2 separate regions of the Homo sapiens genome follow, and region 1 is linked to region 2. Evidence: chromatin loops called from intact Hi-C (ENCODE). Cell type or tissue: GM12878. All regions are shown on one strand. Each heading gives the region's core, and the rest is flanking DNA. Links, peaks and the distances in the headings are about the cores only.

Region 1 (4,397 bases), core at 228-4,227, 310 kb before region 2:
GTGAGGGCTCTGCCTTCATGATCTAACCATCTCCCAAAGGCCCCACCTCCAAGTACCATTACTTTGGGGATTGGATTTCACCATGTGAATGTGATGTGTGGGGGGTTGGGGTACAGACATTCACATATAGCAGCTAGGAATGCAAATATTTATCTAGCATAAGAAAAGAAATCACAAAAACTACTAGAGTTTTAGATATCCAGGTCTCATTCTTCAGAGATATTTTTAGGGACATTTTCAGAAATGCCTCCTGTTTGCAACCTGACTTCCACTCCCCACCTAGACCACCCCAGGAACCAGTCTGGTGCAAGTAAAGAGCCCAGTTGCTTAAGCTTCATTATCTTCAGGATAAATCTGCTTCTGACTGTATCATTTGTCATATTTGCATTGCAATTGTCTATAGCAGGAAGGGAAAGACTAGAAACCTAACACAATTTGCTTCCTCCTTCTAGAAGATGTTCATATGCATGAGTGCGTGTGTGTGTGTACATGAGTGTGAGTATGTATGTATGTGTTTATGTATGTGTGTGTATGTAAGTGCATGTGTAAATGAGTGTATGAAGATATGTGAGCGTGCATGCACATGTGTGTCATGAGTCAAAGCATAAATGAGATAAATCTCCACTGCATCTTTCTGCTCAGAGGTGCTATTAAGAGGGGGAGGGGCCTGAGAATCTGATCCCGTTAAAAGACTGTAATTTGCACTGTCAAAACCTGGAGTCTTCTACTAGATGGCGCTTGGTTAGCAGTCAACCCAATGAGCCTTCTAACTTATAAGGCAAGAGCTGGAGAGATACGCAGGCAGGGAAGGGACTTTTCATGACAAAGTGGGAGAGAATCAGGTTTTTCTGCCACAGAGAGAGGGGAAGCTGGGTGCTCTGCCGGAATGACCCCAGCAGAGTGGTTTCTAGAGTGAGATCCAGGATGCAGGCCAGAGCAGTTTGTAAAAGCCTCAAGGCCAGGTGAGCTATGGAGGAGGGAATTTGGAAGGCGCAGAAACTAAGAGCCAAAGATCAGTAGGCGGTGGGAGGGGGTTGGGCTCAGAAAAGCTATTTTTATTAAAATATTACAAAATGTAACTTCCCAATATTGGTGACATCGTGAACACCTAGGCAGCCTGATTTGTTCCTGTTACTGTCTCCCAACATGGGAAGTGAACTCCTCCGGAAAATGAAAAGGGCCTTCATTTGAGCACACCTAGAACATCTGACATCCAGCACAGCAGGGGGCTTGGTTGTTGAATTAAATCAATCAATGAGTGAGGGATGAATAAGGATGGGAGAGAATCAAGAGAGAATAGAGAGACCAGGCATGCTAGAGCGGGCCAAACAAGCCCGAGTAATCTAGGCTGAGATTAGACATGAAATCCACAAGATCAAATTCGGCTGGGCTGAGACGCGCAGCAGCCACATTTTCCTGAGCAGAGAGGTGAGAGCGCTGCAGGGTCCCATCCAGCTGGGCTGTGAGGTCGCAGAGGAGGATCTTTACTCTGGCTGGGGACTGTATTTCCAGGCTTTTTTTTTTTTTTTTTAAGGCAGCCGCTGACCACTTGCCTTGATTATAAGAAGTATTGCTTGAGTGACTTTGCTCTGCCTGGACAATACTCAGTGAAGCGATGATGTACGGCAGCCATTGAGAGCAGTTGCAAACCCATCCCTGGGCCAGCGAGATAATATTGCTGTGTTCTCCAGAAGGTCCTTCTCCGGAATTTGCTATCCTTCTTGTGGCTGTAGTTGAACAAACTTACATTTGACTTAAAGGGAGGTGTTTATCTAAGCTGTCTTCCTTTTAGGAAAAATAATGGACACAGTGACGTGTAAATCCACTGAGCACCTTGGACATCACAACCAGAGGGTCATGTGCCCCTGAGATTGAGTGGACTATACCTTGGGGGATGGGAAAGGTGGGGGCGGGGTGAAAGCCCGCAGTTACATTCAGACAGCACAGCCCTGGAAATGGATCTTAATTCATTTCACAAGCAATTCCAATGTGCTACAGCAGCTGAGCCCTGTCTGCATTTGCTTGTTTGTTTAGCAAAGGGAAATGTCCTTAGCCTAGCAGCCTGCACGAACTGTTTGCCTAGAGACAGTCACAATAATTGAGCCAACCTGGAAGGCAGGAAATAGGGCCTTAGAGGCCCTACTTCTACTTTTAGAAGTAGGTTTTGGTTTCTTTTTTTAAAGAGGTATTTAAAAAATGGCTATGCAATTTTCCATCCCCCCCAAATGAACCATATTTTTAAGACTGTCTCTGTTTTGTAGCTCTTATTTTCTGAGTGTCACATAGAAGGCACTCAAATAAATATTGCTTCAATACATTTGGTTTGTTTCCAGTTTTTGCCTTTTTTTTTTTTTGAGACAGAATCCCACCCTGTTCCCAAGGCTAGGGTGCAGTGGCGCCATCTTGGCTTACTGCAACCTCCGCCTCCTGGGTTCAAGCCATTCTCCTGCCTCGGCCTTCTGAGTAGCTGAGACTACAAGTGTGTGCTATCATGCCTGGCTAATTTTTGTATTTTAGTAGGGACGGCGTTTCTCCATGTTGGCCAGGCTGGTCTTGAACTCCTGGCCTCAAGTGATCCACCGCCTTGGCCTCTTTAAGTGCTGGGATTATAGGCATGGGCCATCAGGCCCTGCCCCAGTTTTTGTCTTTTTAAGCAATGACGCATTCAACCCATGGGTACCTGCAAGCTGTGCATGCATCTGATTACTTTCTTGGGATAAATTCATTTATTCCTACAAATAAATTAGAGCACCTTAGGGTGTGTATAAATTACTTGGTGGGGTGGGTCTTATTTCAATGCGGGATCTGATTCCATAGGTCTGGGATGGGGCCTGAAAGTCTGCTTTTTTAAGAATCTTCTGAGGTGTGCCAGTGCTGCTGGTCTGGGGACCACACTTTGAGATGCAAGGCCCTAGGTACCACCATAAGCAAGTGGAGCAGTGCCCAGCCAGGGTGGTGGCTCACCTCCTGGAGGCAGATTAGAGCAAACCAGGCCCCTGTAGATTCGGGGAAAGGAGAACATTAACCCTGTCTCCAGTATCAACTCCCAGACTCTCCGGTGTGAATTTCTGCCTCTGCTCTCATGAAATGTCAGAAAGGGTAAAGATATCTCAGTGGCGAATTTTGTGATCTATTTGGAATCAAATGGTTGCTTTGGGAGCCCAGAGGAATTATTAATGAGCCAATAAATGGGATACTGGCAACTTGCCAATTGCTAATAGTGTCCCTCCAAGCGGCAGATGGGGAGCAGGTCATAATAGTGGTCAGCTCAGAGGCTGGCTTTGCTAGGGATAGTCACACTGTGGTCCCCCCAACTTTGCTTAAGGCTTAGAGCAAGCTGCTCCCCGCCTTTCTCCTCTGTGGAAATGTGAGGAGTGCTTGCCTTATCCTGTCCTTGGTCAGCAGAAAACCCTTTCTTAGGGGAAATTTGACCCTTGATGGCTATTTTCCTTTGTCCAGTTTTCCGCCTTTATTTATTTATTTTTTAAATTATTATTATTATTATTATTATTAATTATTTTGAGACAGGGTCTTACTCTGCTGCCCAAGCTGGAGTGCAGTGGCATGACCTTGGCTCACTGCAACCTCCACCTCCTGGGTTCAAGTGATTCTCCTGTCTCAGCCTCCTGAGTAGCTGGGACTACAGGTGTGCACCACCACACCCAACTAATTTTTTGTGTATATTTTGGTAGAGATGGGGTTTCGCCATGTTGGCCAGGCTGGTCTTCAACTCCTGAATCCAGTGATCCAACCGCCTCGGCCTCCTAAAGTGCTGAGATTACAGGTGTGAGCCACTGCGCCCGACCAATTGTACTCCTTCTTATACTTCCAGAAACTGTTTTCTTCAAGGCAGTATCCAAGGGGGCTTGTCAGAGAGAGGCAGGAAGACCCTGTGGGTAGCACGCGGCATCCAAGAACATCCCTTCTGGCAGATTTCCAAATGAAATCTGAGATCTGGCTTTTGGCTGACCTTCAGGGATAGCCTTAAAAGTTGCTGCGGTTTTACCTGGTCTTATGAACGGTTTCATTTGGAGAGCTTTCCCCCTGAGGTGGAATGCAATCTAAAAACTAAATAAAGAAATGATTCATCAAAAGCATCTTTTGACCAACGAGGGGAACAAAATGACTGCTTCCATCCAGCCCTGTGTCTGCTAAGAGCTGAATGACTTGAGAATGTGGAAGACATGTCACTAAATGCTGCAGTTACTTTCAGGTGGTCTGCTACATCTGTGTTTCTGCTGGTTCGACCGCCTGAGAGGAAATTTTGCCCTCAGCAGGCAGTTCCAGGGAGTTGAGGCATGCAAGCCACCATCCAGGCCCCCTAGGAAGGTAGGAGAGGCCTGGAAAACTTGGGTGTGCTTTAGCTCGGCTACATGACCCAGCTGGGGAGACAAACT
Region 2 (4,397 bases), core at 219-4,218:
TGAAAGGATGTTCAATATCATCAGTCATGAAAGAAATGCAAATTAAAATCATAACGAGACACCACTACACAACAGAATACCTAAAGTAAAAACGCTGACAACATTAAGTATTAGCAAGGATTCAGAACTACTGAAACTTCCAAAGCGTACAGTCTCTTTGGAAAACAGTTTGGCAGTCTCTTATGAAATTAGATATATTTTTAGTACTTGATCTAGCAATTCCACTCTCAGCTACTTATGCAAGATAAAAGAAATCACATGTCCACAAAAAGATTTATACTTTTTATAATTTTTTTTTTGCTGTAAAAAGATTTGTACTTGAATGTTCATAGCAGCTTTAATCATAAGATAGCCAAAAAGTAGAAATGGCCCAAATGTCCATCAGCTGGTAAATGGATATAAAAATTGTGGTATATCCATACAATGGAATACTCAACAATTCAAGGCACTAACTATTGATACATACAACACTATACATGAATCTCAGAGTCATTATGCTAAGTAAAAGAACCCAGACACAAAGAGCATACACTACAGGATTCCACTCATCAAAAAAATTTCAGGCAAGGCAAAACTGTAGTGACAGGAAACAGATGAGTGGTTGCCAAATGCTGGCACTGGGGGACTTTTTGAGGTCACAAAAATGTTCTGTGTCACGGCTGGGCATGGTGGCTCATGCCTGTCATCCCAGAACTTTGGGAGGCCAAGGTGGGCAGATCGCTTGAGCCCAGGAGTTTGAGACCAGCCTGGGCAACATGGAGAGGCCCTGTCGCTACAAAAAAAATATATAAAAATTAAGCCGGGTGTGGTGGCTTATGCCTGTAATCCCAGCACTTTGGGAGGTGAAGGCAGGTGGATCACCTGAGGTGAGGAGTTCAAGACCAGCCTGACCAACATGGTAAAACCCCATTTCTACTAAAAATGCAAAATTAGCCAGGCGTGGTGGCACATGCCTGTAATCCCAGCTACTCAGGAGGCTGAGGCAGGAGAATTGCTTGAACCCGGGAGGCGGAGGTTGCAGCGAGCCGAGATTGCACCATTGCACCCCAGCCTGGGTGACAGAGTGAAACTCCATCTCAAAAAAAAAAATTAGCTGGGCATGGTGGCACGTGCCTGTAGTCCTAGCTACACAGGAGGCTGAAGTGAGAGGATCACTTGAGCCTGGGAGGTCAAGGCTGCAGTGAGCTGAGACCACGCCACTGCACTCCAGCCTGGGTGACATAGTAGGACCCTGTAGCTGAAAAAATAAAGTTTTATGTCACGATTGTGGTGATAGTTACATAGCTGTACATTTCACAAAATTAATCAAATTGTATGCTTTGGTGATTTTTTGGAATATAAATTATATTTAAATAAAGCTGAATAAAAAATAATGCAAGTGAGTGACATCAGTGAAAAAGGTTAAGTGAAAACCTCCAAAACCCCACTTCTTCATAAAATCAACAAAAGTACTGGCAGATATTGTCAAAATCAACTTTTTAAGAAAGCTGTAAATTGATATGGGCTTCCAACAAACTAAGTAACACTAAGTGTCTATTTAAGAAAAATGGTTAAACATATGTAAGGACAGTGAGCTTTGTGACATTCAAACCCACCCTATTCCTATGCCCTTTTCCCCAGCTTTTCAGGAGCTTTGAAAATCAACAGCATCACCGTCAGAGTAGCTGTGAAAACTAGTAGCCTTGCATCCACTGGAGAGGGAAGAACATGTTTGAGCTTCCCCAAAACTCCGTTACCAAAGAATTGTCATTATCTGAGCTGTCTGGGAATTCCCTGAAAACCCCCAGTTCACAGCGCTTGTCTTTATTTAACCTGACTCAAATCATTACTGAAACTAGCTTATACCCAGGGTGTTTGTCAAAGACAGTCAGTAGTAATTAGTCAACATGGCAGTTGCCTGAAATGGTAATAACAGTTGAGCCAAACAAGATGCTAACCAAAAAGCTTAAAAAGAATATCTGGGAGAATGAGATGTCCATAGGGGACTTAGAAAAGTTCCAATGTATTCCTAGGAATCTAGAAGGCCAAGTACATGTGCAGAACTGTGTGTATACCCAGGAAAGACCTGAGCTGGCCCTAATCTTCCACCTTTAGCTGACCTTGATGATCTGCACAAGCAGGAAATCAAGGCTAAGGCAGAGTTATCAATTCCCTGCTGCAGTGCTGAAGCCATATTGTAACATGCACAAAGAGCCGCTCAGCAAAGACTGAGGGATTGGTTGAAGGTATCTAAGAAAATCTCTGTCCAATCATTTGCTGATTACTAAATTAACTGAGTAGATACTTCAGTGGATACAACAAGGGATACAGACTTTAGAGAATTAGTTCCAGATATTCATTAAACAGATAGCAACAATGACCACCCTGGGAAGAGAAGATCTGATTTCAAGAGGTGCCATATTACAATATTTAAAATGTCCAGTTTTAAACAAACAAACAAACAAACAAAAAACCAAAACAGTGGATATCAGCAAATTGATTCTAAAGTTTATATGAAGGAGCAAAAGACTCAGAATAACCAACACAATAATGAAGGGGCAAAACTGGAGGACTGACACTATCCAAATTCAAGACTTCCTATGAAGCCATAGTAATCATGATAGTATGGTACTGGTGAAAGAATAGACAAAGAGATAAATGGAGCAGAATGAGGAACCCAAAACAGACTCGCACAAAGAGAGTCAACTTACGTTTATAAAGGAGCAAAGGCAATACGATGGATAAAAGGTAGTCTTTCCACAAATGCTGTTGCAACAAGTGGATATTCAAATGCAAAAAAAATTTAGTCTAGACACAGACCTTATATCATCACAAAAATTAATTCAAAATGAATCATAGACCTAAGTGTAAACACAAAGCTATACAACTCCAAAAAGATAACATAGGAGAAAATCTACATGACTTTGAATAAAGTGATGACCTTTTAGATTCAACACCACAGGCCTGGTCCATGAAAGAAATAACTGATAAACCAGACTTCATTAAAATTCAATACTTCTACTTAGTTCTTTCAGAGAAAAAAACTTTCAAGAGAAAGAGAAGACAAGCTATATACAGAGAGAGCATATTTGCAAAAGATATCTCTGTTAAAGGACTATTAGCTAAAATATATAAAGAACCCTTAAAACTCAACAATAAGGAAACAAACAGCCCAGTTAAAAAGAGGGCAAAACATCTGAACAGACAACTCACTAAAGGAGATGAATATATGGTAAACAAGCCTTTAAAAAGGCACTCAACATCACATGTCATTAGGGAATTGCAAACTAAAACATCCATGAGATACAACCACATATCTAAGGTAAAAATCTAAAACACTGACAACACTAAATGCTGGTGGGAATGTGGAGCAACAGAAACTCTCATTCATTGCTGGTGGGAATGAAAAATGGTATGGCCACATTGGAAGACAGTGGGCAGCTTCTTACTGCCAAATACACTTTTATCATATACTCGAGAAATTGCACTTCTAGGCATTTACTCAAATGAATGGAAAACTTACATCCACATGCAAACCTGCACGTAGGTATTTATAGTAGCTTTTTCATAATTTTCAAAACTTGAAAACAACTGATATGTCAGGTGAATGGATAAACTGTGGTCCATGTGGGCAATAGAATGTTATTCACCAGTAAAAAGAGGTGAGCTATCAAGCCATGAAAAGACATAGAAGAAACTTAAGTGCATGTTACTAAGTGAAAGAAGCCAGTATGAGAAGGCTATATCCTCTATGATCCAACTATATAGCATTCTAAAAGAGGCAAAACTGTGGAGATAGTGAAAAGATCAGTGGTTGCCAGGGGTTGGGGAGAGGAGGAGTGGAAAGGTGGAACACAGAGGATTTTTAGGGCAATGCAGCTACTCTCTATGATACTATAATGGTGGATGCATTTGCCAAAACCCACAGAATATATAACACCAAGTGTGAACCCTAATGTACACTATGGAGAATTTGGGTGATAATGATATGTCAATGTAGGTTCATTGATTCTAGAAAATGTACCAGTCTGGTGGGGGATGTTGATAGTGAGTGGGCGGGGGGCTGTGCCTGTGTGGGAACAGGCTATATATGAAAACTCTCTGTAGTTTCTGCTCAGTTTTGTTGTGAACCTAAAAATTCTCTAAGAAACAAAGTCAATTTTTAAAAATGAAGTCTTTTTTTATTCATTTAAAACAATTTCATTTTTTGGACTTTGAAATTACTGATGTAAAATTATCTATGTGTCTTCTGTTCTTGGTTTACTTGCTCATTAGTTGCCATTCCTACTAACAAAGTCATCATCACTGAAGACATCTTAGACATTTTAGGTAGATTTCAAACAACCATCCAAATCTTCCTTCTGAATCTTGCCATAAGCCAAAGGGGAAAATAGTCTATGGTTGTCTGAAACTAGGTA

Evidence for each region. Peaks named below come from ENCODE experiments on the same cell type or tissue, not always from the same donor. Only the 100,000 strongest peaks of a DNase experiment are listed, where the experiment ranks them.
Region 1: a loop joins it to region 2, with 4 times the contacts of the local background. A loop is called at or near these places in 1 of 110 quality-filtered maps.

Annotation. Positions count from the first base shown.
Region 1 is chr13:32,837,110-32,841,506 of GRCh38, forward strand. All of the region lies in intron 4 of LINC00423 (long intergenic non-protein coding RNA 423), which reads right to left. Among named protein-coding and RNA genes, the nearest start is that of LINC00423, 72 kb to the right of the region's middle. RefSeq lists an enhancer at 292-451. In GM12878, for the core only: no CTCF peak of the experiment used is centred there; DNase peaks (open chromatin) are centred at 2,060 and 4,122; H3K4me3 peaks cover 296 bases; H3K27ac peaks cover 2,260 bases.
Region 2 is chr13:33,145,246-33,149,642 of GRCh38, forward strand. The region is part of intron 3 of STARD13 (StAR related lipid transfer domain containing 13); the gene reads right to left. Among named protein-coding and RNA genes, the nearest start is that of STARD13-AS, 130 kb to the right of the region's middle. RefSeq lists an enhancer at 1,623-1,922. In GM12878, for the core only: no CTCF peak of the experiment used is centred there; DNase peaks (open chromatin) are centred at 559 and 1,796; H3K27ac peaks cover 4,000 bases.